Linked DNA regions of Mus musculus: all the other regions are linked to region 2. The links are chromatin loops, found by intact Hi-C in ENCODE. Cell type or tissue: heart. All regions are shown on one strand. Region 1 overlaps Hormad2 (HORMA domain containing 2). Region 2 holds the start of Rnf215 (ring finger protein 215). Region 3 overlaps Tbc1d10a (TBC1 domain family, member 10a). Region 4 holds the start of Lif (leukemia inhibitory factor). Region 5 holds the start of Castor1 (cytosolic arginine sensor for mTORC1 subunit 1).

Region 1 (5,000 bases), 290 kb after region 2:
TTTACCTCTAAAACTACTGATTTCTTTTTTAAAATAAAGTTTATTATTTTAAAAAATCTGCAAATAAATAAAAGATCATGCACCAAAACTAACCAGATTTCAAACTAGGAGAGGTGTGTGCATAGGGAAACATAATAAGAATGAGAAAAACAAATCAGTCCTAATTTAAAAAAAAAAAAATTGAAACTTACTAGAAGAAAAAGATCGGGATAGCTGGTAGTAGAGCACAAAGACTGGGTTCCAGCCCCAGGACTCAGTAAACCAGGCATGGTGCTATCTTGTAATCTCAATACTGTGTATACACAACTGGGGCATTTGGTGAAGGCAGCGGGATCTGAAATTCAAGGGGATTCTCAGCTACATAGTGGGTTCTAGAAACAGCTTAAGGGGGAGAGAGATTCAGAAAAAAGGACCTAAGACCAGTTTGGGCATTAAGGAATTGCTATACACTTGTGTGTAGTAGTTATTCTCCTCACCTGCATGGTTATTTTCAATCTTGCACAGAGAAAATACTAAGGATTTAACAATTTAGTTTTGAATGTCGCCAGTTAGACTAAATACACTGGCTTAGAGAAGAAAAATTCAAACCAAGGGGAAAAAAAGAGGAGAAAGCTAGGAGAGAGACAAAACCGGGTGAGAAAACAAAGGGCTTCTCACTCTGTGTTCGTGTCACAGGCAGAAAGGCCATGGAAGTGGCACAGGTAACTATGTCGTATTTAGGCAATGCTAGTCACTCTACAAGCTAGAAAACAACACGCTTCTCCCAGGAACTCCAAATCCTCATCTCCTTAGGAAATATAGGAATCAACCCAGAGGGTTAAACAGGGCTCTGCTTAGAAAGGACTTTAGAAAAAGTAGAAGTTAGTACAGTGAGCCAAAGAGGATTTCACAAAAGATCTGAACAGCAGCAGGGTCCAGGAGTCACTAAGCAAGCTCAGGAATGTAAAGATGAGAGTGAGATGGAACGCTCTCAGCGTCTATGAGAGCATCAACAGAGGGCGTTCAGTGCTCACGAGCTCAGAGTAATGCTGTAGCTTTTACTTTTCCAGAAGATCATAAGCAAATAATTAGATATTTTATTATTATCATACAATAGTAAATGCTTATTAGTTCTACAATATATATTAATAAATTACTTTTATACATTTATGATTAGGAGAATCTTAATATTGACATGTTATAAAAAATAGCCTCAGTTCTTTTTTTTCTTCGAGACAGGGTTTCTCTGTGTGGCCCTGGCTGGTCTAGAACTCACTTTGTAGACCAGGCTGACCTCGAACTCAGAAATCCGCCTGCCTCTGCCTCCCAAGTGCTAGGATTAAAGGCGAGTGCCATCACTGCCGGCCCGGCCCAATAGCCTCAGTTCTAAACTGCTTTTTTTTTGGTTTTTGGGTGTTTCTAAAAACAAAAAAATCTAGTTTCTAAAAATATTTTCATAATAAAAGACTTGTTTCATTTATAATGAAACATAAAGTTCATGATAAATTGCTCTGTTTATGTGGTAGTCTAGTAACATAATTGATAGCCTCATTTCAGATAAATATACTTAAATATAGTATACATACACTACCCTCTTACCTCAGGTTCCTTGGGATTTGTGTAAAGCTGTTTAAGGGAAAATAAAAAGCACTTAATTTCCAGACTTACTAATTGCTGCTCACTGAATGCACTGTCTTTGTGAAGAGTTTAATTTGTACTGTGCTAACTGAGTCCCGAGCACCAGCTAGGCATATTTCTAGCTAGATATAGGATGAGCTCGTATTTTACTAAAAACTCGGAATCTTTACAACTTTCTATGAACACTAAATATAAGGAAGTTTATAACTGATGCATAGTATTTTTGATTAATATGACTGAACTACAAGTAAATTCATTTGTTTGTTTGTTTGTTTGTTTGTTTGTTTGTTTCAAGACAGGGTTTCTCTGTGTAGCCCTGGCTGTCCTGGAACTCACTCTGTAGACCAGGCTGGCCTCGAACTCAGAAATCCGCCTGCCTCTGCCTCCCAAGTGCTGGGATTAAAGGCGTGTGCCACCACTGCCCAGCTGTACAAATAAATTCTTAACTTGTTATGTCATAAATATTTAAATAATTAATATGTTTTATCAATGGTATCTCAATTTTCTACAATCATTTTATACCTATGGGTATATAAAACTTCAAAAAAAAAGTCCACAAAACTTTCAAACAAAAGACTTTGGATCTGTTACATATCTAAAAATATATTTAAATCCTAAGCATTAATATGATATATTCTCTCATATGATATGTTCTCTCATATAATAATATATATGTCAAAGAAATATACTGAACATTTATAATATCTTAAGTTCTGATATATCCAATTTTGAAATGCTAAAATGTCATAAATCTCACGAGGGGAAGCGGGAAAGATGCCTGTTTAATGCTGTACTTGCCAAAAGTTCATGCAGAGACAGAGACTTGGCCTTTAAGTTTGTACTTACTGTTAATACTGCCATGTGTAGCTTCAAGAGAAAAGAAAACTCTGTTATTATATGTTTGTACTATAGTATTGACAATTCTGATGAAGACTAATTCAAATATTACTTCAGAGAGAAAATATTCAGAAGGTCAGAAAAAGGAACTAATTCACCCATTCAAACAATTTCTATTACAAACACTGGCTTTACTGGGACAAAAGAAGGATTATCAAAAAAAAGTTTCTTATTTTCTAATTCGGGAACCAAAAGATATGCAAAACAATCCATTATTGTTCAAAATTAAATGTACCACAAGAATCCCTAATAAGTACTCCTTTTAAAATTTACCAAGCAAGGTAAACAACTTAGAAACTCTGATGTGTCTCACAAACTCGTGCCTTTCTCTATACATCACAAAACTACAAAGACATTCTCTCAGCTTTAAAGAATATTGAATATACAGACATAAATAGAATCAACACTATGATAAATTCTTAAATATAAAACGTGAGGACCATAATTCTGTAGCAGTTGACTAAAACTTTAGTGCCACCTTGTGGCTATTTTAGCATATAACTGATTTTTTTTTTCTTCTTTATAACTGATTTTTATGACCACACAGTAAAACTATTAATAGTTTATTGTCACATTAAAAGAAGAAAGAATATGGCTAGCCGCTGATCTCAAGATGCATGCCGACTAGAAAGGGGAACTAACAGTAAGAAAATCACATGGCCACACTGTTATACTCAGGGTCTGCTGTGAAGAAACAACACAAAGTGTTAGGGGAACCCTCAAATGAGGGACAATTTTAGCGGCAGGACAAGATGGAGCTAGGCAGGCCATGCATAGGGTCTGGACAGACCTTTTTGAGCAAGAGGAACAGTATGTGGAAGATACTGGCATCCTAGAGAGTCTTCGTGTAGCCTGAGCATGGGAGTGAGGGAGGGTGTCTTAGAAAATCAATAGGGACATTCAGGCCTGCTCGATCGTGCAAACAGCTTTGAACACTTTTTTAAATTCCTGGGAAATTTTTAGGCATAAAGGATAACATGATCAGAGTTCAGTTTCTGAAAGAATGTAGTGTGGTTCACGAGCAGGAATTGTGAGAGATGAGAGGGGCAATAGGGGAAGTACCCAGAATTTCATAACTAGTAAGACCATGTTCTTCAACAGGACATCTTCCAAGGGCACTTGCTACTTGAAACCTGGTTTTACTTGAACTACTCTTTGTTTCTTTGGGTTTTCTTGAGACAGGGTTTCTATATAACAGTCCTGGTAGTCCTGGAACTCACTCAGTAGGTCCCACTGGCCTGAAACTCACAGAGACCTGCCTCTACTTCCTGAGTGCTGAGTTTAAAGGCTTGCGTCACCAGTGACCTGCTTTTTTATTCCTCTTCCTCCTCTTCCTCTTCCCCCACTCCTTTCTTCTTTGTAAGAAACAGGGTCTTGTCACCGCGTGGATGGCCTTGATCAGGACTGTTAGCTGAGATCTCTGGAGTGAAAGAGGGTCTTGTCACGCGTGGACGGCCTTGATCAGGTTAGCTGAGATCTCTGGAGCTGCCCTTCTGAAGGATTCAGAGTTTTTGCATAACTTAGTCCCAAGACATACCTGGCGAACCAGGAAATCTCCTGACTGAACTGCTTAGGTAATCGGCCTTCACACAACTCCTACATCAGATAAGAGGTTTTGCTATGCGGAAATTGTCTTGCTAAAAGTGCCTTTTTTGTGTAACAATAAAGAACTTATGAAAAGTTCCTAGGTGTTCAGTACTTCCGAGGCTAATCCATCCCGCTGCGCTGCCGAGAAGCCAAATTCATCCTGCAATGTCTCTTTCTCAACCCAGACCCCAGACAACCAATAATTTAGCAACAGGTACAGCTGAACCAGTAGATAACTAGCAATCATTAGCCCTCATATGAGCAACACTCACCTCCTGCCATGTCTCTAAGCCCTTCCCTGATCTGTCTTATCTTTGTATCCCTCTGTCCCCTGGGTCAAAATGGAATGAATGTGAGTAACTGTTCACCCAAGGTGGGAAGGAGTGAGGGACTCCGTGACTACATTACTGACACAATGGCAAGCCTCTTCACTGCAGCTTAACGTGGAGCTGACGAGTGAAGACTTGGGGGAATGGAGCAAGCATAGGAGCAGGGGTTTCATTCAGGTGCATCGCATCTCTTCAGCCAGACCTTGAGCCTTCATTCTTCACATTCTTCATTCGTGTCTACTGAAGCATGAGAGAGCATACGCACTTAAAATCTGGGCTGTGTCTTTTAAAAGTTCAAAGTTATACACAGGAGTTATAATTAACAAAATAAAATAGAGTAAAACTTCATTATTTAACTATTTCTTCTTTTCCATCTGCAAACCGAGTCACCGCTATTTAGAACATGTTCAACGTGCTAACTACCAGATTCTTGTCTTCCTTAACCCACATCCTGTGGATCTTGTCCAGTGACTTCAGAGGAAATTCTGTGGTTAAAAAAGATATGCGTATATAAAAAGGAAAACGAAGCTTTCGTTTCTATTTGTTGTAAGGGAGACAACAGTGAGGCGA
Region 2 (5,000 bases):
AATATTTTCTTCAAGTTTGGGGCTGAGGTTTCTACCACTTTACTTATTTACATCCATGCTCATGGAGGGTTTTTTGTTTGTTTGTTTGTTTGTTTGTTTTTTTGGTTCATGTACATGTCTTCCTAGCTGGATCTCCACTCATACACTGAGGCAGGTCTTTCACTTGGACTTGAGCTAGCTAGCTTAAGGGGTTCTCTGTTTCCAGCTTCAGGAGCTGGGATTATAGCCCAGTGGCCACCTAATATTTAAACCAGTGTTTAGAGGTGATCGCTGGTTCCCACACCTGCACCGCAGTCTCCCCTGCTGAGTGGTCTCCCCAGCCCTTCTTTTGCCTTAGTGTGCTATTTTTCACTTTATCGTGGGCACATTATTTATTTTTAAATACTATTTATTTATTAATACTTTTTGTCCAATAGGGTTCCTATAGCTGTGATAAACACCATGACCAAAAGCAACTGGGGAGGAAAGGGTTTACATGGCTCTCACTTCCACATCATAGTCCCTCACTGAAGGAAGTCAGTGCAGGGATCTGGAGGCAGGAGCTGATGAGGAGGCTATGGAGGGATGCTGCTTACTGGCTTGCTGGCTTGCTCCACATGGCTTGCACAGCCTGCTTTCTTAGAGAACCAAGAACCCTGAGGTAGCACCACCCACAATGGACTGGGCTCTCCCCTGTCAATAAAGAATGAAGAAAATGCCCTACAGCCTGATCTTATGGAGGCATTTTTGGGAGTGGGGGTTAAGATGGGGTTTCTCTGCATAGCCCTGGATGCCCTGGATGTCCTAGAACTCACTCTGTAGACCAGGCTGGCCTTGAACTCAGAGATCCAGCCGCCTCTACCTCCTGAGTGCTGGGATTAGGGTGTGGGCCACCATTGCTTGGCTTGGAGGCATTTTCTTAACTGAGGTTCTCTCCTCTCATATGACTCCAGCTTGTGTCAGGTTGATATAAAACTGCCCAGCACATTTTTATATCTAGTTCTGCATGCAAGGAGATCGCATGTATCATGGCACATGTGTGGAAATGTACGTCAAAATATGGATGTGAGTGGGGGAATGTCAAGTCATGGGTGAAGGCCAAAGGACACTGCAGGAGTTGGCTCTCTTCTTCTGTCATATGAGTCCCAGGGATAAAACACAGGCCCTCAGGTCACCAGGCTTTACCCACTGAGACATCCTACCAACCCTATTTTCTATGTAAGAACTTTTTTCATTTTTATTTTATTCTATGAGTGTTGGCCTGCTGCACAGGCATGAAGTGTACCATACACATGCAGTAGCCTACAATGGCCAGAAGAGGGCGACAGATCCTCTGAGACTCTCAAGCAATTGTGAACTCGCAGTCCATGTGGGTGCTGGGAATTAAACCCAGATCTTCTGAAAGAGCAGCCAGTGCTCTAATTACTGATCCATCTCTCCAGTTGCTACACACGTCATTTAACATCTTTTTTTTTTTTTAAAGAGGGTCTCACTGTATAATAGGCTGGTCTCAAACTCCTGCTTTACCCTCCCAAGTGCTGGGATTACAGGCATGCCCATCATAATGTAGTTTTTCTGTCATTAAAAACAAACAAGCCGGGTGTGGTGGCGCACACCTTTAATCCCAGCACTTGGGGGGCAGAGGCAGGAAAATTTCTGAGTCGGAGGTCAGCCTGGTCTACAAAGTGAGCTCCAGGACAGCCAGGGCTACACAGAGAAACTCTGTCTTGAAAAAACAAAAAAACAAAAACAAAAACAAACAAACAAAAAAAACAAGACCAAAAAAACAAACAAACAGCTCTCAAGCACTTGAAATCATCAAAATCGTGTTCTCTATTAAAATGTTAAAGTTGTATTTGAGTCTTTAATTCACATGGTTTTCCTTATGCACGGTGCAGTAGGGGTCCAATTTCACGTCTTTTCCCGGTGGTACCTAACTTTGTTGTGATTTAGCAAAGAGCAAGCCATAGCACCTCCTCCCAGGTCCCCAAGTGCAATACCTCCTCTGACAACCAATTTTACATATGTGCTGACTGATTTTATGTCAATTCCCTGTTTGCAGGCCAGCCGAGCTTCTTCTCTACATCTCTGTCTCCTTCTGGGAATATTTTAGTCATTGCATCCTGGTGGCTAACCAGGTTTCTATTTTCTGTAGATTTTAATATTTTATTACAAAGTGGGAGGGGGTGTTGCAGCTCATTAGCTCTTTGCCCTTTTATCAGGGTACAATTTGTAAAAGGCTCAGGTTTCAGATTGAGCCAGCTACCAGCAACCACAAACCTCTGGGCTGAAGGACAAATTTTCGGACAAAAGCGGAACCTTCTCATTCCAGTAAGCACTGGCGATCATGTTAGAAGCAAGGCAGTGCAGGTTTAGATCAAGTCCATTTTACAGGCGAGGACAGCCCAGTGCTCCGTGCCACTATGGCTCTGCCTGGTTTGTACAGCTTCGTGTGCCCAGCCCTCCTCCCTGCTCCTTTAAAACCATGGCCTCAGTCTCCCCATCTGCTTTCTGTGATTCTCTGCAGCCTGCTCGCTGATCCCATGAAAGAACACTGACCCAGAGGAGGATGAGACATAGCCTTGACAACACCGTAGGTCAATCAGCCCAGACCCTTATACCTCCCTCGCCCCTACATTTCTCCAATCCTGAGACAACCGCACCTATCTCCACTGACAGACAACTTGGTGAGCTCTCCAAGGCTCTAAGGTATTTGCTCCATCGCAGCTCCTCAGGCCTCCTACATTAGGTTTCTCAGGAGCCACCAGGAGGCGCTCTCGCTGTCAAGCACCAACTCAGCCCCCCCCTCCCCGCACCGCCCCCTCCGGCTGCGGCCCCGCCCCTCCCGGTGCCGAGCCCCGCCCTGTCCGGCGCGGCCTGGCTCACTCTGTTCTCCCGGTCCCCGGGACCTTAGACTACGGCCTCGCCACCTCTCCGGTCGGATCATGGGCTCTGCCGATCGCCCCGCGCTGAGGTCGCCTTCGTTGCCGCCCCCTCCCCCATCGCCGCCGTCGCCGCTGCTGCTACTGCTGCCTCTGCTGCCTTTGTGGCTGGGCCTGATGGGCCCGGGAGCGGCGGCGGACGGCAGCGAGCCGGCGACCGGGGAGGGACGGGGCGGAGCCCGCTCAGTGCGAGTGGATGTGAAACTGCCGCGGCAGGACGCCTTGGTTTTGGAGGGCGTCAGAATCGGTCCGGAAGACGGTCCGGAACCTCTGCTGGGTGGCCGCCTGCTGCTGGTGAGCTCAGCCCCGCCTAAACTTGCCATGACCCTCGGATAGACCCCGCTGTCTTCATCCAGAAGCTAGCCCTTGACAGCCCAGAATGCTACTACTTCCCAGCCTTCAGGAGTTGGCAAACCTGACAGCCACATGCCCCTTCCACACTCATTCCCGTACCCGTACCCTGACCTTGCGTGCTTTGTGGCAGACCCGGGCTGCCTCTTCTATTCCCCTTGCCTCCTTCTTTTCATGGCTCCTCGTTACACAGATGGATGTCGTGGATGCTGAGCAAGAGATACCCGTAGATGGCTGGATTGCAGTGGCATATGTGGGCAAAGAGCAGGTCGCCCAGTTCCACCAAGAGAATCAAGGCAGTAGCCAGAAGGCATATCCCAAGGCTCTGGTCCAGCAGGTGCAAAGGGTGTTTGAGGGAAGGGGAGAAAGAAAATGCATTCGAAACATCTGCTAGAGCCAGGCTAACAGGTGGCCTATGAGGAGCCTTTCCAGAGAAGCCCTGGGCCCGAGTGGGTCAGCAAACACCAGTATGGAGCATCAAAGCAGTGTGATGGGGAGGAGGTGGAGAGACTTGCTGGGGAAAGTGGACCTGCTCTGGTGATAGGAGCTGGCAAGGGTGGAGAGCTGCTTTGCTAGGACTAGGGCCAATGAAAAGAATTTTGGATCCTACAGAATGAAAGGAGCATAAGTTTCTCACACACATGATAATGTACAAATTTCTTAAAATCAAGAATATTCTTTATGTAACTATGGTGTAGGAAAGTTAGCATCTATAAAATGTTGTGATCTATGTTCCATAACTAAATATTGCCTTAGTCCACAACCATCGTGTGTTGCCTTTGGCTGTCATTATCTCTTCGGCCTCCAAAACCATCCCTTAGCTTTGGCTTGACTTCAGGGAGCTTATAGCTAGTCTATCCAGATGTCGGGCTCCTGAGAGCTGGGGCCGTGGGTAAGGCAGGTGTGTGACAGCCTCCCACCTTCCGTCTTCCCTTGCAGATGCGTCGAGCCCTTTTCCTGGGAGCCTCTGCCCTGCTTCTCCTCATCTTAAACCACAGTGTGGTCCGAGAGGTAACCTGGCTTGGACTGTGAGGGTGAGCAGGTGAGGGGACAGGGGCCGGAAGCCTGCTGACCCTGCCTGTCTCCTGCAGCTGGATGTATCCCAGCTTCTGCTGAGGCCAGTGATTGTTCTCCATTACTCCTCCAATGTCACCAAGCTGTTGGAGGCCCTTCTGCAGTGAGTTCCGTTTGTTCTGGGTGGTCTGATGCCTGAGTGCTGTGGGTCTCTTGCTTTTCGATGGGCTCTAGGGGAGGAGACTATCTCTGAAGAAGGCCCTTACCTGTTGGCCCTTAAACTCCTAAGGTTGAAACTGGGGGATGGCATGGGAAGGAGAGGCAAGATCTGGGAAAAGAGCTGCCCTATGGGCAGAGGGGACTAGTCCAGCATGAGGAAGCTGGATGCCTGGCTGACAGGCTATTCCTTGGTCTGGCTGCGTAAAAACACGGGCAAAGAGCAGCCAGGAAAAGTCTGGGAGCCAAATCAGAAGGCCTATGGCAACAGTGTCCTTGTGTATCCACTGCAAGAGGATGAGTGTAGGCCTCCCTTCCCAAAGGCCTTCTGTCTGCTTCCCACCCATGACTCTCCTCTCAGGAGGACCCAGGCTACTGCTGAGATCAGCAGTGGAGAGTCCCTTTCAGCCAACATCGAGTGGAAGCTGACATTGTGGACCACCTGTGGTCTCTCCAAGGATGGCTACGGAGGCTGGCAGGACTTGGTGTGCCTGGGAG
Region 3 (5,000 bases), 76 kb after region 2:
GAGGGTGTCACAGTGGGCTGAATGTGCTCCGTGACCGTCCGACAACTCGCACATGTGATGGACTTGGAGAAGGATAGCATACTCATTTTGCCCAAGTGTAAGATGGTGTAGGACCTGAGGCTCTGGGCTGTCCTATGTCCCACTGCCAAAGCCTGCCGAAAGTGGCTTCCTTAAGATGACCCTTGTCTCACAGCAACAGGAAATTGTCCTCAGTGTCTGGTATTGTTCTCTTCTGCTCTCTTCTCTCCCAGTTTTTAAGCAGTCGGAAGCCCCAGCTTGGCTCTTGTGAGTAGCCAACTGCTCTTCATGACTGACTGCATTCTACAGCCTGCTGTCTGTCTCTTTCCTAGTCCTTAACCCGCTCCAAGCTCTGGAAAGTTCTCTTGCCTATGTTGGTCATCAGGAAGGTCCTTTGTGCCCCTCTTCAAGAGGGACTATTTGAGGGGCTTTCCAGTTGAGGAGAGTTAGGCAGCAGCTGAAGCCCTTGGCCTTTCTGCACCGAGTATCTTTCTGGGATGATGTGGAGAAGAAGCCCCACACTAAGCACAGTTCTCACTCTGATAGAGCCTCTTCCAGCTTCATTGTGCATTCTAGAGGAATATGTAATGTCGTTCAGATCTTAACCCAGGTGAGAGGCGGCTGGCCCAAGGTCAGTGTGGGATTCAAACCCACATCAGCTGCTCTCATGCCACAAGCACTTGGCTCTTTGATCTCAGGCCAGGCTGCTTCTCACAGAGGTAAGAGAGGATCACTGTCTGTCAGCACTATCCTCTCTGCCACCGTCCCACATGCTCAGGCCCTCTGCCTTTGCACTCACCCACCTGGGAAGGCAGGTGGCTTCCCTGAGAACTTCCTTTAGGATCAAGCCCAGGAGGAGACCACTCCTTCCCCTCATCAGGCCTGAGGGTCTAGTGAGATAGGAAGTGCACAGAGCTGCATCTCCAGCCTGTGTGCCACAGTGTGGAAGTGGTAGGGTTTCTGATTATGGGATGAGATTTCCCTAGTCTGAGGAAAATGTTCTGTTGTTTATTTTGTATTTGTTTCAAATTGTCATAGAAGTATAGATTGTACATTGAGCATATTCCCACCTGTACCTCTTTACTCTCCTTTCTCTGCCTCTTTAGTACCTTCTGTTCCCTTAAACAGTTTTGTGACTTCTTAAAAGACATGGTAGTAGGCTGTCTATGACAGCACATGCCTTTACTCTGGATCTCTGTGAGTTCAAGGCCATTCTGTACTACACAACAAGTTCCAGCCTAGCCTCCTGAGTGTTCGGATTCAAGGCATGTGACTGATAATGTCTGGCCTCTCCGAGGTATACCTGAGGAGAAGGTTTTTATTGTAGACTTGAGGGAGAGTCTTTCCAGGGGCATCTGGAAAGTCCAGCATAGGGAGAGAAATAAGGAGACTGAACATGGCAGCAGACTGAACTGGGCAATGAAGGAGGTAGGCGCGAGAGGGAAAGAGAAGAGAGAGGGCAAGAGAGGGGACCAGGGAACAAGAGCACAGGAGCAACAGAACTGGTGGTGGGATGGCAGGTTATATAGGGAGGAGAAGCTGGAGGGAGGGAAGCAGCCAAGCAGAGAAGTTTAAGGTAGGGAGTGTGGTCAGAAGAGCTGAAGGGATCCACAGATACTGAGTGGGCCTGAAGCCCTACATTTACATTGGTGGGCTAATAGCATCACAGTTAACTGTCTGTCCTGGTTTCTTTGAGATCTGACAGCACACACCATCATACTTCTTTGTATGAGGGATTTGAGGAAAGTTTGTTGTCTGCAAGGATCCCAGAACACATTTTCCATGGATACTAAGGGTTGGCTATAGTTCTGGGGCCCAGAATTCTGTGGTCTACCTCTGGAATGCCTGCATTGTCATTAGAGAATAAGCACTCTGCCATCACCTGGTGGCAGCATGTCTAATTGCAGTCCTCATCCTCCCCGTGGGCTCTGCTGTGCAGGGCAGAAAGCCCCAAGCTCTTCCCTTTCTGCTCTTGTGGGTAGGCTCACTGAAGGCCCAAGCAGAGGAGCTGCCGGGGTGGGTGCATGAGCGCAGCTGTTGTTTTGACTTTCAGATTCGTCTTCGATGCCAGAAGGGCATCCCACCTTCTCTGCGCGGACGGGCTTGGCAGTACCTGTCGGGAGGCAAGGTGAAACTTCAGCAGAACCCTGGGAAGTTTGATGTGAGTTTTCCTTTCTTTCTTCACCAGCCTGTTGTATCTCTGGGTTAAGCATCTCCCCTGGCAGTGGATCCCCTGTATACTATCCTAGACCTCAGTAAGATGGACATCTTTGCTCACAGGCCTGACTGCTCAAGAACCACATTGTCCCAGTCCGAGAACCATGCCTACTGAAGCTGTTGTTCACTAAGGCTCTGCCCTTAGCAGGCCCCAGTAGAATAGACTCCATTACGGTTCTGCCACCTTACTCTAGCCTTTCTCTCAATGGTTAGTCAAGTTTGCTTTCATGGTTGAGCACAGTGCATTTCTACACAGCTCTTGGTCATCAGGAAGTGACCCCCAACAGCTTCCCCGGTTGATACTTTGAATATTCCAAGGGCTGTGTGTTAGGACCACAAAAGCCTTCACTTTTCTTGTCCTCCATCTTGTACTCTGTATTCTGTCTCTAAGCCTAACTTAGACATGATCCATTAGGTGGTCTTCAGGGCTACTTGGGGGTCAGAAGCCAGTCAGTCAATCAATGGTCAGAGACCATGTCTTCTCTATCCCTTTCCCTATCCACCTACCCATGGCTGGCATGGTACAGTATTCTTCAATTCACTAAGCTGAGCAACTAAGCCTGGAGAATACCATAGACACATTTGGCTTCCCTGGGGTTGCCCCAGCTTACCTGCCAGACTTGGCCCAGGCATCATGGCTTCCCCCAGGGTGTTGGGACTAATGGCAGGCAGTGAGACAGAGCTGCCAGCCACTAGGACTTTGTTGATATCCTTCATACTTCAGTGAATAACTTCTCTCTGGCCAGACCTGTTGTCTGTGAAGAGTGTGCAGGGGCAGGGCAGGGCATTCTGGAGTTTACACTGTTGACCTAGAGAGGCTCAAGCTATTTGTTGGCAGCACTTGGGCCTGGGGACAGAGAACGTGGTTAGGTGACAACACTTAGCTATGAATCAGGGTGATTGATAGTCCCACATAGCACCAAGGTCAGGTCCCACAAGAGCAACTTCTTGACTCTAGAATATTCCTTCTAGTAGCTCTGTCTCCTGTATTCCAATGGACTCTGTCCTGGTCAGAGTTGGTGGTTCAGGAGTGGGTGCTCCACCCACACACAGTCCAGAAGGCTCAGAAGGCTGTGAGTAGCTAGCCTACTGGGGGCACTGTCAAGGAGTGTATCCTTGGTGCAAGGAAGTACAGAACTTTGTTTTGTGTTGGAGGAGTGGTTGTTTTTTTGTAGGGGGGTAGGAGGGCTTGTTTGGTTTTTGTTTTCTGATACAAGGTTTCTCTGTGTAGACTTGGCTGTCCTGGAACTCACTTTGTAGCCCAGACTGGCCTTGAACTCAGAGATACTCTGTTTTCTAAGTTCTGGGATTAAAGGCTTGTGCCACCACTTCCATGACAGAAGCACAGAGCTTTGTTTGTGTACAGAATAGTGACCAAAAAGGGACTGGTCACCCCTGAGATGTCTGGTAGGATGCTGATGAACCCTAGTACCTGGACAAGCACGTAACACCTGGCAGATGTCACACTCCCTTCCTGAGCAGGTGACACCTGCAACACAGGATGCAGGCAGCAGAACAGCTGGGTTTGGTAGCTCTGATTCACATCTGCTCTCAAGTCCCAGCTCCATTTTTCTAGTCAGGAGGCCTTGGATAAAAGACTTCCACTTAACCCTTTAGTTCTCTTGTCTCTGAACAGAGTGTAATGACGGGATCTGTTTTGGGGTAGGGAAAGGGCCAGCAAGTTCCATATGTATTGGATACCCAGTTCTGCATCTGGCTCCAAGCAGAGGTAACACCTGTAGCTCTTGTTGAGAAGAAGCTTTCTGTCTGAAGGACAAAACATTATCCCTGGATAAACTGAGCCCTGACTACTGTGATTCTGGCCACAGCTGGAATGGATGCTTGCTCCTAAGACTTCCAGGAGTTAGGATTCCTCTCAGGCTTCCCAGGGTCCTGCCATTGTTGCCTCTGTGGGTTTCCTTACATGTCTTCAGGAAGGCCTGGTTCTATGATGAAATTGGGGGCCGCTGGTGCCTAATCCGGTCCCTGAGACAGTTGCCTTCTACCAAGGGTGCTCCTCACTGCTTCCTGACATTATGCCCTGCTTCCAGGAGCTGGACATGTCTCCTGGGGACCCCAAGTGGCTAGATGTGATTGAGCGTGACCTGCACCGGCAGTTCCCATTCCATGAGATGTTCGTGTCCCGAGGAGGCCATGGGTAAGCAGGCTAAGTATGTGGGCTAGAAGGTGGCGCTAAGCTGTCTCTTCGACTGTCAGGAAAGGTACAGTGAGCTTGGCCGCATGGGTGTGAAACTCTACTGTTGCCCTTTACCTTCTGTGGGCTGGCAGTGTACTGACCCACTTTTGACTCTTGCGGCTGCTTGCGTGATTTACTCTCCGGGCTGTTAGAACTTTCCTGGTCAGGCCCTCTTGATGTAGGGGAAGGGATAAGTGAGGTTGGTGGACAGAGTCAGGAGGGGGGTGATGTATTGGGCAAGGACAGAAGTATCCAGCAGGGTGGCCCTCTCTAGCCCTTCCTCAGTCTGTCTCTATCCGGCATCCAGCCCTAGTCCAATCCTTGCTTTCTGTTTGAATCCTGTCATTGGGTCGGTCACAGGTCGGAGGGTGACTACAAGCACATCCTTTTCCGGGAAGGGCAGGGCAGGTTCTGAGGCAAGCCTGTAGACATGGAGTACAGGGAGGTGATGGGCAGTAGTCAGCTCTTGCCTTCCTATCCTGCTTGACCTCTTCATAGCCAGCAGGACCTGTTCCGTGTGCTGAAGGCCTACACGCTGTACCGCCCTGAGGAGGGCTACTGCCAGGCG
Region 4 (5,000 bases), 120 kb after region 2:
CCCTACAGAGGTTAAAGGGGAGTACTGTTCACCAAGACATTTCTGCACTCCACCCCTTCATCCCAACTTTAGCGTGATTATTTTTCTCTTCAGTGAGAGACGAAGACCTTACAGGTGAAAAGATTGTGACCTCTGCCCTTATCTTACTCATAGGCCAAGCCTCAGTTTTGCCTCTGCACTGTGTGTTGTTGGAGCCCACTTCCCTAAAACAGGGTTTCCTGGGAAAAGTGTAGGACTAATATTGCTCTAGGCAGGTTTGAAAACTGTCAACAGTCCCTCCTTCTCTCCCTCTCTTTATACTTTACTCTCCTCCCCCCTTTCCCTTCCCTCCCTCCCTCCCTTCCTCCCTTCCTCCCTCTCTCCTTCTCTCAGTCCCTTCCTTAATCCCTTCTTGATTGCTTTTTTTTCTTTTTTCTTTTCTGTATCTCTCCTCTCTTAGTCCCTGTCCCCAACCATCTTCTGGCCGTCCATGGCAAGCCTGCCCAGGCAGTCTACAGAACTCCTTGTAGCACCAAGAAAAAGGTCACAGTCCACAGAGAATCAAGAGGCCCTCAGCAGCACAGGCAACAAAGTTCCTTGCTTCCCGGAGTATTCCCAAGGGCAGGGCTTGTCCAGGGAGGGACGAAGGTCCCACAGCAGGTGGGGCCCTGAAGCCTGGGGCTGATTGCAGATCAGAAGGGCCAGGTAGCTCCCCGGGTTATGAGGTGGGGGCTGGGACAGGGGCAGCTATAGGCCTGTGGCTCTTGGGACAGAGACAGAGGATGGTAGCTGTGCACACAGCCTGTGGCAGGTCTGAGTCAAAACACCTAAGGTTGACCCCAGCTGGTCATGAGGAGAGCTGCCCAGTCATTGCCTTATGCTGGCTTGGGTCACCCAGACAGGCTAGGCGCGGCCCAGTCAGCTGTGACTCAGGCCATAGTGGCTTTGCCACGCAGCCCAGGGGCATCAAGTACAGGGACGCCCCCTCCCCACACCCAGCCCTGCTTCTCCTTCTAACAACACCTTTCCCACCACCGTGTCAGGCTCCATCTGTGGTGTGGGTGCTCTACCTCTCTGGTCCTCAGCTTGGGGGTGGGGTGGAAGTGGGGGGAGCCTCAGGCCACCAACTTCAGACGGAAGTCAGGTGGGGGGCAGGGTGAGGAGCCAACGCCAGAGGAGCCTCAGGAGGAGAGGGAAGCAGAGGGGCCCAACAACGATGGTGTCACCCTGAAGACTGGACAACTGTGCAGACTGTGGAGGGCTGCGAGACCACGGTAGGATTCCCTTGAGGGGGCAGGGCGGAGGGGCACTGCTGCACCCCACACTTATCCCCAGGAGGGTAGATGGTCCATCAGTTGCTCCCCTGTGGATCAGGGGCACCTGCTGGCCCACACAACCCTCCAGCATTCGCTCTCCCTGTCTGTAATGGATGCATTGTAAGTCAGGCTTGGAAGTCTCTCTTGGAGGATGGCCAAGCAAAGCTGGAGAGACCAGCTGTGGAAGTGTCCCGTGGGTTAAAGTTCACAGGATGGGTAAAGGGCAGTGGAGAGAGCACATGGATTCCAGGCTTGCATTGTGCCATCGTGGTAGGGTCAGCCTGATTCTAAAGGCAGTCATGATTTCTGCATCCCCAGGGGACTCAAATCCCTTTTCTTTTTCTAGAGTTCTGAGCTTGCAGAGGCCTCATTTACCCTCCGGTAGATGGAGCAGTGGAGGGCCGTCCCTGTCCATTCAAAATGGGCTGCAGCAGTCCACGGGGACCATCATGGGTGCTCTGGGGAACTTGATCAGCCAAGGTCATTACTCCTCTGCCTTTGACCTTGGGCCAGATCGGAGCTTGGCCGGTCTTCGTCCCCCCCGCATCCGAGCTCCAGGACAGTGACAAAGAGAGAAAAACAAAAACCAAGTCTGTGCAAGAGCCCCCTGCGTTGGGTGCTTGGCATCCAAAATTCCAAGAGGCTCTTACCTCTAATTTGTCAGTGTTCCTCCAAACCTGCTAGGGGGCTGACAAAAGGAGGGGACATTGTTCCCAGGATCCTGTCCATGTCATGCCATGCCGGGACAGGACAGTAAGGGGAGCCTGGGACTAGTCTGTACAACCAAGTGGTTTAGTTTGCTTTGATTCTTGCCTCTTGCTGTGTGAATTTGGGCAGTTCATTTTCCTTCTCTGGGTCACCGTGGCCCCCTGCGAAGTTGACAGTCTGATCCCCACCTGGAAGAACTGTCAGGACAAGGTGGGAGCAGGTAGCAGGACCAGGAAAAGGCCACTGCCCCCTCCCCCAGAGCCATGGCAAGGCTGTGCCCCATTGACCACTGAATGTGGTTCTGGCACCTCCTTGTGGCCAGTCTTTTGGGCTACACCTTGCAGATATTAGGACAAAGCTCTGGAAGCCCCCAAGAGGAGCCTTCTTCCCTTGTGTTGGTGAATGGCCTCTGCCCACCCCCATCCTGCACCCCAGACACCCACTCACTTCCTCAAATCCAGTTATCCAGCCCCACCCACCTACTGGTACGGACTGAACAGGCGAGCTGGCGAGCCGACTGTACTTGCTGATTCTGGGCAGCAGGTGGCGCTGCTGACCAGGGCTTGGAGCTGCTAAGCGTTTACAGGGCAAAGAACCCTAAGTTCAGGTTTCAAGGTTATAGAGGGAGCCCATCCACACCCCCGGCGTCAATGACTGGATCTAATCAAGGCAGTAGGATCTCAGGGAGCGAGTCCTCTCTGGAATCTTCACAAGCAAACTAGTTTGGAAGTCTTGGAACCCAGGACAAGCACCAGGGCATATATTATCAAGGATGGCCCACTGACTTGTTGTGTGGCTTTGGCAAAGTGGCATGCTTTCTCTGGGTCTCACCTTTGCAGCTGTACCAGATAAAGATGTCTATAATAAAGGTGTATCTTGTGGCTTTGCCAACTTAAGATTGACGATCCTGTTATCAATTTTGCACACGTCGTAGCTGAGGTTTAAATGATGACGCCACCTGCCTGAGGTGGCGCACCTTGTAAATGACAACTAAATCTGAGTCTAAGGTCTGACAGACTCCAGGGTCCACGGCCCCTCTGTTCCAGCTAACAGAGTCGCACCCTGCTTGGAAAGACAGGCAAGGACTCTGTGTGGTGGTGGGGGGTGCTAAGATGACTGTTACAGAGAACCATCTTCCCTCTAAGATAGTCTTCCCTCTCAGCCTGCAGGTCCAAGTCTTCGCAGAGGAGATGCCACAGCTGAGGGGTGACATGAGGGTTGGGCACAGGTCTCACCTGGAAAGGCAGGGAACAGAAGCAGGATCCAGGGGTCAGGTGGGGTGAGGTTAGCTGGGCAGGAGATCAGAGTGGATTTTGTCACGGAGCCCTGTGGCTGATAAGCACTGGCTACCTGGAGCACTTAGGCAGCGAGGGTTGCTCCCCTGGGATGACTGGCCCCAGAGCTCCTGACAGATCTTGCTGCCCTGAGCATCTCCTAGCTGTCCCAACTACCCGTTAGATGTCCCTGGCCTTACTTCAGAGAGGGCGGGCTAGGGTGGGAACGCGGGGTTTTGCATCTTCGGTGACCCTGGACAATTCAACTCCTGAGCTTCAGTTTCCAAGTGTGACAAAGGAGAAATGGGAGTGGGCTGGAGGCCTTAGGGGGTCTTCTGAGCACTCTGTATGATTTTCTGGAGTGGATTGGGGGGGGGGTGTCCCTGAGACTGGCATGCCAATCTTGAGCCCTGGAAGGGTCTTCGAGATTTGCAGAGACCCCAGGTTTTGGGACTAGTATGAGACAAGAGTTGATTGACCCTGTGCTTCCTGACAGGATAGCCAGTCCTGGCTATGGCCCACTGTCCGGGCAGCTCCACCTGCTTCTGTCCCCACAGCCGAAAGCTTATTCTTTTCTTTCCCAGGAAGTAGACACTTCACTCTGACGAGTCTTTCTCCCACCCTCACCTCACTATGGAACCCTTCATTCTTCTCTCTCATCTCCCTCATGTCTCCCCTTCCTAACATCCTTGGCGGGTGGGGGGACCTTTTTTCAAGTCTTCCTGGCACTGAGGTTTGTAGTCAGGGCTCGGGCCACCTCCCCAGTGTCACCTCTTAGTCCGGTTAAGTGGCCCTTGTGAGTTTAACTAGAAGGGGGGACAGAGATGAGGCCAGGCCCTACCTCTGTGGCCAGCTTCCAACTTCCTGTGTGTCTGCCCACTGTTGCTTCCTGTTCTGTTTATTGCCTCCAAGTTCAGGAAACCAACGGGTGCCCCACCCCCACCTTACACACCCGTGATTATTTAATAGCAGCCGTGCTACAGTCTCTCGCTCTCTTTTGGAAAACCCAGTGGGGAAAGGAAGCTGACAGCTCGAGCTCTGACATCAGCGTTGTCCCTGAGCCAAAAATCCAGGGTGGCCGGGGTGGGAGGGGCAGGGCGGGGAGGGAACCAGTTGCTGGTGGCCCCCATGACACGAGGCTGCCCTAAGGTTCCCAGGGACGGGGGCCAGACATCGAAAGGCAGAGACACAAGGACACATGCATATTCATGCACAGGGTCATGCCTGGCTACCACCCAGACCCACACAGGCTCACACAGGCATGGACACACACATGCATTCATGTGTGTATGCATGCATGCTCACACACTTGGGGTGAGGGGAGGACTTGCAAAGCCCAGCTCTGTTTTAGCCTCGTGCACACACAAACACTCTAATCAAGTGCATACACACACACACACACACACACACACACACACACACACACACACACACACCAGGGCCAGACACTGATGAACGCAGACTCAACACTGACACCGCACAAGCACAAAAGCTCCCTGAGACACAGACACAGGCTCCGGGAAGCTCCTCATTCTCAGGGATTCTGTAGAGCGCCCTCTTCTGGACGCAGCTGGGCCCCTGGCCTAGGCCACCCTGAAGGAGCCCAGCCACTTCCTCCTGTGGTGTGTATGAAGGGCCCCTGATGCCTATGAGCAAAGGCTCCGTAGTTGTGACTGTCCCCAGCCTCACCTAGGCAAGGCAGGGAGCCCTGAGGGTCTAAGGC
Region 5 (5,000 bases), 86 kb after region 2:
CTCTGCCTCCCTAGTGCTGGGATTAAAGATACACACTTACCACCGCCAGGCTCTGCGTTTTAGTGGCTTTAACCATAAAGCCCACGTGCGAGCCTGGAGGATAGACAGGGAGGGGACCAGGAGCTTCCAGCACGTTCCCAAACCCAACACAGCGGGCGTCCAGCGGAAAGGGCGTGTCTGGGGCGTGTCCTTGAAGGACTCAGATGGGTGAGGGCTAGAAGAGTGGCTTTGGCAGAGTTTGAAGGCAGCCCGCAGCGCCCGGTAGGCAGGGCTCAGGAGGAGGCGTGGCCACTTCACAGTGGCTGTGGGGCGTGGCCGCCGAAGTGTGGATCCCTGGCTGGGCGGACCGGTAGCGGGCGGTGCTTCTTTAAGCCCGGCGCCACCGCATCGCCTCCTGCCTAGGTCTCGCTGGCGGCCAGGCCGGGGCTGCCGTATCTGCGATGGAACTTCACATCCTAGAGCACCGGGTGCGAGTACTGAGCATTGCCCGTCCGGGCCTCTGGCTCTACACCCACCCGCTCATCAAGCTGCTCTTCCTGCCCTGTCGCAGTCGGTGCGCACCCGGGTTCACGAGCGCAGGTCGGGCGGGTGGAGGCTCCTCTGCCCCTCTGGGCCAGGGGCGGAGGACTAGAGTCGCCGCGAAGCAGCGGGTACCGGGTGGGGACGCTAGCCACTCTGGCCATCATCCAGCCTGGGCCTTACCCTTTCTGCGACGCCGCCTATCCGGCCCGGAGGGCCCCGCTCCCAGGGCTTGTCAAGGTGCAAACTGCCTGGAGTAGGCAGTGTAGTGGGGGCATGTGTTCCTTGGCAGGCTGTAGCCCCTTTCTAGTCTCCTCACGTTAACTTTTGAGAGTTGTCCAGGGGGACCCAAAGCCTTCCACTTCTGTGGAATGGAGGGGAGATCCCAAATATGGGATCTAGACTCATTGATCCAAGGAAGAGAGTGAGGCCCGAGTGCGGGTCCGGAAGGCTCCTGGTGGGGGGTCCTTTAGTGCTGCTGGAGCAGACTTCATTTGCTGTCTCCATTCCATTCACTCTAGGCTGAAAGTCTTCCCACCCCTTCCCTCCTCCTAGGTGCAAGTTCTTCAGCCTGACTGAGACTCCGGAAGATTACACTCTCATGGTGGATGAGGAGGGCTTTAAAGGTCGGAACTGGTTCCTTGTTTGCCTCTAAGCAGTATTCTTACTAAGTTTAGGGATCCAGCTTCCCAGAGAGCTTAGACCCCAAAGGAATATAGGTCCGGGTTCAAACCTTCCATCACTCACTGAAGTACTGTGTGGGATGGAGTCGTGACCGTTTGACAAAATTTGTGAGAGTTTTATAAACGTAAAACCCACACGGAGCTGAATATGAGTCCCAGGCCAGCACAGGTGGCCATGGTGTCTCACAGTTTTAGGGGAAAATAAAGGGGTTCCTGCAGCTGTTTTACCCTGAACATTATTTCTTCTTGGACTTGTCTCCCCAGTGGAAAGCAGCCCCTCCCTTACTGGCTTGGGAAGCCTAGGCGGCTGAGAGTTAGGGAAGGAATGCAGGGGCAGGCAGCAAGCCCAGAGCAGGGTCCAGGGCCTCCTGGCTGAGTCTGAGTGAACAACAGCTACCCTGGCCCTTGTCCCTGTTCAGGACTGGGACCGGGGAAATGACTTCTGGCTTCCATGTCTGCCTGCTTGCCCCATCCTCTAAGGCCTGGAGTCTCAAGCTAGCCACCTAGAGTTTGGCTGAGCCTCCCTCCCTAAGGACTTAGATTCCCTGTTCTGTAGGGAAATCTGTCTGCAAGGGAGCTTTCCCATCAGTTGGTCACTGGGTGCCCTCTGGTGGTGCTTTGAAGCCCATGAAGTCCATTTTGCAGATAGGAAACAGACTAAATGGTGTTTGTAATCCCAGCACATAGGAGGCTGTGGCAATAAGATCAGTTTAAGTTAAATCTCAGCTTAATCTACATTGTAAAGGCGCTGTCTCAAAGCAAACAAAACGCCCCAAAACACACTTGTCTCACACAGCAAAATGGTGTAAAAAGAAAAAAGAAAAAGAAAAATCTGGGCCTTGAATCTAGTTGTGAGTTTGGAGTAGTAATGCTCACTGAGAATGCTCGCATGATGCACACCAAGGTAGAAACGATAGGAACCGGCCCTGAGCTCTGAGTCTGTCAGGAAACAGATCTGATGGGCAAGGTTTAAACAGAGAAACTGAGAGGCGGAGAGAGCTGACTAACCAGGCATGTACCTCCTGCCCACAGAGCTACCCCCATCCGAGTTCCTGCAAGTGGCTGAGGCCACATGGCTGGTGATGAACGTATCTCACAGTGGCTCCGTGGTGCAGGCTGCTGGAGTAACCAAGATTGCCCGGTCTGTCATTGCCCCGCTGGCTGAACACCATGTGTCTGTTCTGATGTTGTCCACATACCAGACAGACTTCATCCTGGTGGGTTTTGGGCAGGTGCTAATGCAGGTCATACGCAGAGGGACCTGGTGTTGCGTAATATGTGTCCTTTGCCTTGACCCAGGTACGGGAGCAGGACCTGTCTGTGGTGATCCACACACTGGCCCAGGAGTTCCAAATCTACCGTGAAGTAGGCGGGGAGCCTGTGCCCGTTACTGGAGACGATTCCAGCAATGGCTTTCCCCAGATCCAGCACGGTGAGGTCTGCCCGCCAGCACCCAGATTTAAGTGGGACCTTTTCCCACGGGAGGGCTTGTCTTTTAAAAGGGTGCAAAACACTCTCACTGTATGAGATGGGCTAGCCTTTCCTTGACCTGCCACCAGGGGTCGCCCCAGTCCAAGATAACCTTGTGGCCCCTGTCTCCTGAGCAGGGCCCAGTCCCACGGTGCATCCCATTCAGAGCCCTCAGAACCGCTTTTGTGTCCTCACACTGGACCCTGAGACACTGCCGGCTGTCGCCACCACCCTCATCGATGTCCTCTTCTACTCCCACAGGTGGGTCATGCGTGCACGTGATCTCTGCCTCCCACTACTGTTTCCTGCCCTCTGCCTTTTGTCTCATCCCTTCTGTTACTCTGTGTCATGCTCAGTGCCTTAGGGTTCTGACAGCCTGTTAGGCCTCAGCCAGAGGTGTCGGCAGAGCCACTTCCCAGCCATATACTCCCAATCCGGCTCTCCCTCTGCTCAAGGCCTCTGGCCGTTGGGGCTTATCCCTCAGGAAATCAGGGGTCTCTCACAATGAAGTAAGAGATTCAAGGGCCTTCCCAGAGCTGTCCGGCTCCTCCTCTGTGGTCTGCTCGTTAGGTAATGTTCCCTGCCATCATATCTCTTAAGTGTCCCCAAGGAAGCGGCCTCGGGCGGTCCTGAATCAACGTCCATTCCGTTCTTCGCTTTCTCCCTCATCGAGGGGTACATCTCCATTGTCATGGATGCAGAGATCCAGAGAAAGTATGTAACTCCTTCCTTAATTCTCCATAGACCACAGACCCTCAGCCAGCCTCAGGGAAGGTGGGGGAGGGGTGCCAGGTTCCGAGGTTAGCAGGACAGGCCCTATGGGTCAGGCTAGATGGGGGTGCGTGAAGTGCCTTTCCCATCACCCACTGCTTCCCCAGGTTCCCCAGTGACCTCCTGCTGACCAGTTCTTCTGGGGAGCTGTGGAGGATGGTGCGCATCGGGGGACAGCCCCTGGGCTTCGGTGAGGTCCACTCACTCCCTGGGGGGGGCGGGGAGGGCAAGCCTGTGGGTCTTCACAGCATCTAAGGTAAGCCACCCGTGTCTCCAACCCTCAGATGAATGTGGGATTGTGGCCCAGATTGCGGGTCCCCTGGCGGCTGTTGACATCTCTGCTTACTACATCAGCACATTCAACTTTGACCATGCGCTGGTGAGGACCTGGCTGGGACGGAGGTTCCAGCAAGCACACTGAGGTCCCTTGCGGGGGGAGGGGGGGGGCAGCATCACAGCTAGTTTAGGGGGTCGGGCATCCCTGGCCAGAGTTAGCCTGGCGTTTCATGCTGTACACTCCCTCCAGGTTCCTGAAGACGAGATCGGCTGTGTCATTGATATTCTCCAGCGAAGGCAGGAAAGCCAGGCTTCCAAGGACCCATAGGGAAGCACCAGACCCCCAGCATTCCCGTAAAGCCCCCCGGGGCTCCAGAAACTTTTCTGAGCTTCAGAACAAGTCCCTGGTCCTGCCAAGGGATCCTGGTTCTGCTGTCTGTCTGTCAGCTGTATGGAGCTGGGACTCGTGGCCATGCCTGGTTCTGCTGTCTGTCTGTCAGCTGTATGGAGCTGGGACTCGTGGCCATGCCTGCCCACAAAAGATACCTTGGTGCTTGGGGCTTAGATCCCCGACCCAACATTTTCTATGTGACCTCAGCAATGCACAGAGCCTGCTTGCCTGCAGCTGGAGCCGCCTCTCCCCTGGCTAAGGCTCACATCCCCGGGCCGGGCTCTGACCTCCAGCCTGCACTGCTTTCCTAGCCAGATGAGTTCAGCAGTGCACTCCCTTCGCGGGACTCCGAAGGAAGAATTAAATCTCACTTTTATTTTCATGACTGTTTATATAAATAAAAGACTTGCGGATTTGTGCCCTCTGGTTCTGAGTGACAGCTGGCGTCATGTCTTGGTCTCTCCCAGACTTGTCCCCCCGTCCTTGGCTTTTCAAGCAGTTTATGTATGTGACAAATGAGGAACTGAAGCCTCCAGCACATTTGTGACTAAGTCATGTGGTTCATCTCTAAAGTAGAGCGTCTCTTAATTCGTAGTTACTTACAGAACAACCTAGAGAGTTCCCCACACTGGGAGAAATTCCCCTGTCCCTCTTACCTAAGAGTCCCCTGGCTGGATCCTGGAGAACCTATCCAGGAGGTCTCAAAGCACCTTTCTCCAAGGCTGCTGTCTGCAACCCACGGGCCTTGCCTGAATGCTTATGCCCCTCTTACGGAGAAGTCACACACTTTATGACACTTGGAATAGTGGCCAGCCAGGCCTTTTGGGGTTTTTTTGTTTTTTTGTTTTTTTTTTGAGACAGGGTTTCTCTGTGTAGCCCTGGCTGTCCTG

Evidence for each region. Peaks named below come from ENCODE experiments on the same cell type or tissue, not always from the same donor. Only the 100,000 strongest peaks of a DNase experiment are listed, where the experiment ranks them.
Region 1: it touches region 2 in a loop (6-fold over the local background); 15 of 42 quality-filtered maps call a loop at or near these places.
Region 3: it touches region 2 in a loop (3-fold over the local background); 24 of 42 quality-filtered maps call a loop at or near these places.
Region 4: it touches region 2 in a loop (5-fold over the local background); 4 of 42 quality-filtered maps call a loop at or near these places.
Region 5: it touches region 2 in a loop (7-fold over the local background); 26 of 42 quality-filtered maps call a loop at or near these places.

Annotation. Positions count from the first base shown.
Region 1 is chr11:4,419,126-4,424,125 of GRCm38, forward strand. It overlaps Hormad2 (HORMA domain containing 2), which reads right to left. Exons shown (of 11, transcript NM_029458.1): 6 at 2,464-2,484; 7 at 1,579-1,605. Among named protein-coding and RNA genes, the nearest start is that of Hormad2, 19 kb to the right of the region's middle. In heart, a CTCF peak has its summit at 2,995 (motif pointing left); no DNase peak of the experiment used is centred here; H3K27me3 peaks cover 329 bases.
Region 2 is chr11:4,132,349-4,137,348 of GRCm38, forward strand. It overlaps Rnf215 (ring finger protein 215), which reads left to right and starts at 2,812. Exons shown (of 9, transcript NM_027859.3): 1 at 2,812-3,215; 2 at 3,466-3,609; 3 at 4,212-4,283; 4 at 4,364-4,449; 5 at 4,864-5,000. The coding sequence starts at 2,925. In heart, CTCF peaks have their summits at 1,291 (motif pointing right) and 2,730 (motif pointing right); a DNase peak (open chromatin) is centred at 2,953; H3K4me3 peaks cover 1,294 bases; H3K27ac peaks cover 1,052 bases.
Region 3 is chr11:4,207,855-4,212,854 of GRCm38, forward strand. It overlaps Tbc1d10a (TBC1 domain family, member 10a), which reads left to right. Exons shown (of 9, transcript NM_134023.1): 3 at 2,072-2,179; 4 at 4,287-4,393; 5 at 4,931-5,000. Among named protein-coding and RNA genes, the nearest start is that of Castor1, 7.9 kb to the right of the region's middle. In heart, a CTCF peak has its summit at 1,903; a DNase peak (open chromatin) is centred at 7; H3K27ac peaks cover 119 bases.
Region 4 is chr11:4,256,436-4,261,435 of GRCm38, forward strand. Lif (leukemia inhibitory factor) reads left to right here and starts at 1,133. Exons shown (of 4, transcript NM_008501.2): 1 at 1,133-1,253. In heart, CTCF peaks have their summits at 2,478 and 4,849 (motif pointing left); DNase peaks (open chromatin) are centred at 2,436, 3,369, 4,266 and 4,876; H3K4me3 peaks cover 366 bases; H3K27ac peaks cover 1,199 bases; H3K27me3 peaks cover 517 bases.
Region 5 is chr11:4,217,874-4,222,873 of GRCm38, forward strand. Castor1 (cytosolic arginine sensor for mTORC1 subunit 1) reads left to right here and starts at 352. Exons shown (of 9, transcript NM_028022.2): 1 at 352-553; 2 at 1,075-1,145; 3 at 2,235-2,419; 4 at 2,502-2,634; 5 at 2,810-2,933; 6 at 3,273-3,386; 7 at 3,551-3,633; 8 at 3,728-3,822; 9 at 3,970-4,536. The coding sequence starts at 441. The coding sequence ends at 4,047. In heart, CTCF peaks have their summits at 74, 1,805 (motif pointing left) and 2,759 (motif pointing right); DNase peaks (open chromatin) are centred at 268, 1,648, 2,758, 3,328 and 1 weaker place; H3K4me3 peaks cover 1,287 bases; H3K27ac peaks cover 876 bases; H3K27me3 peaks cover 1,673 bases.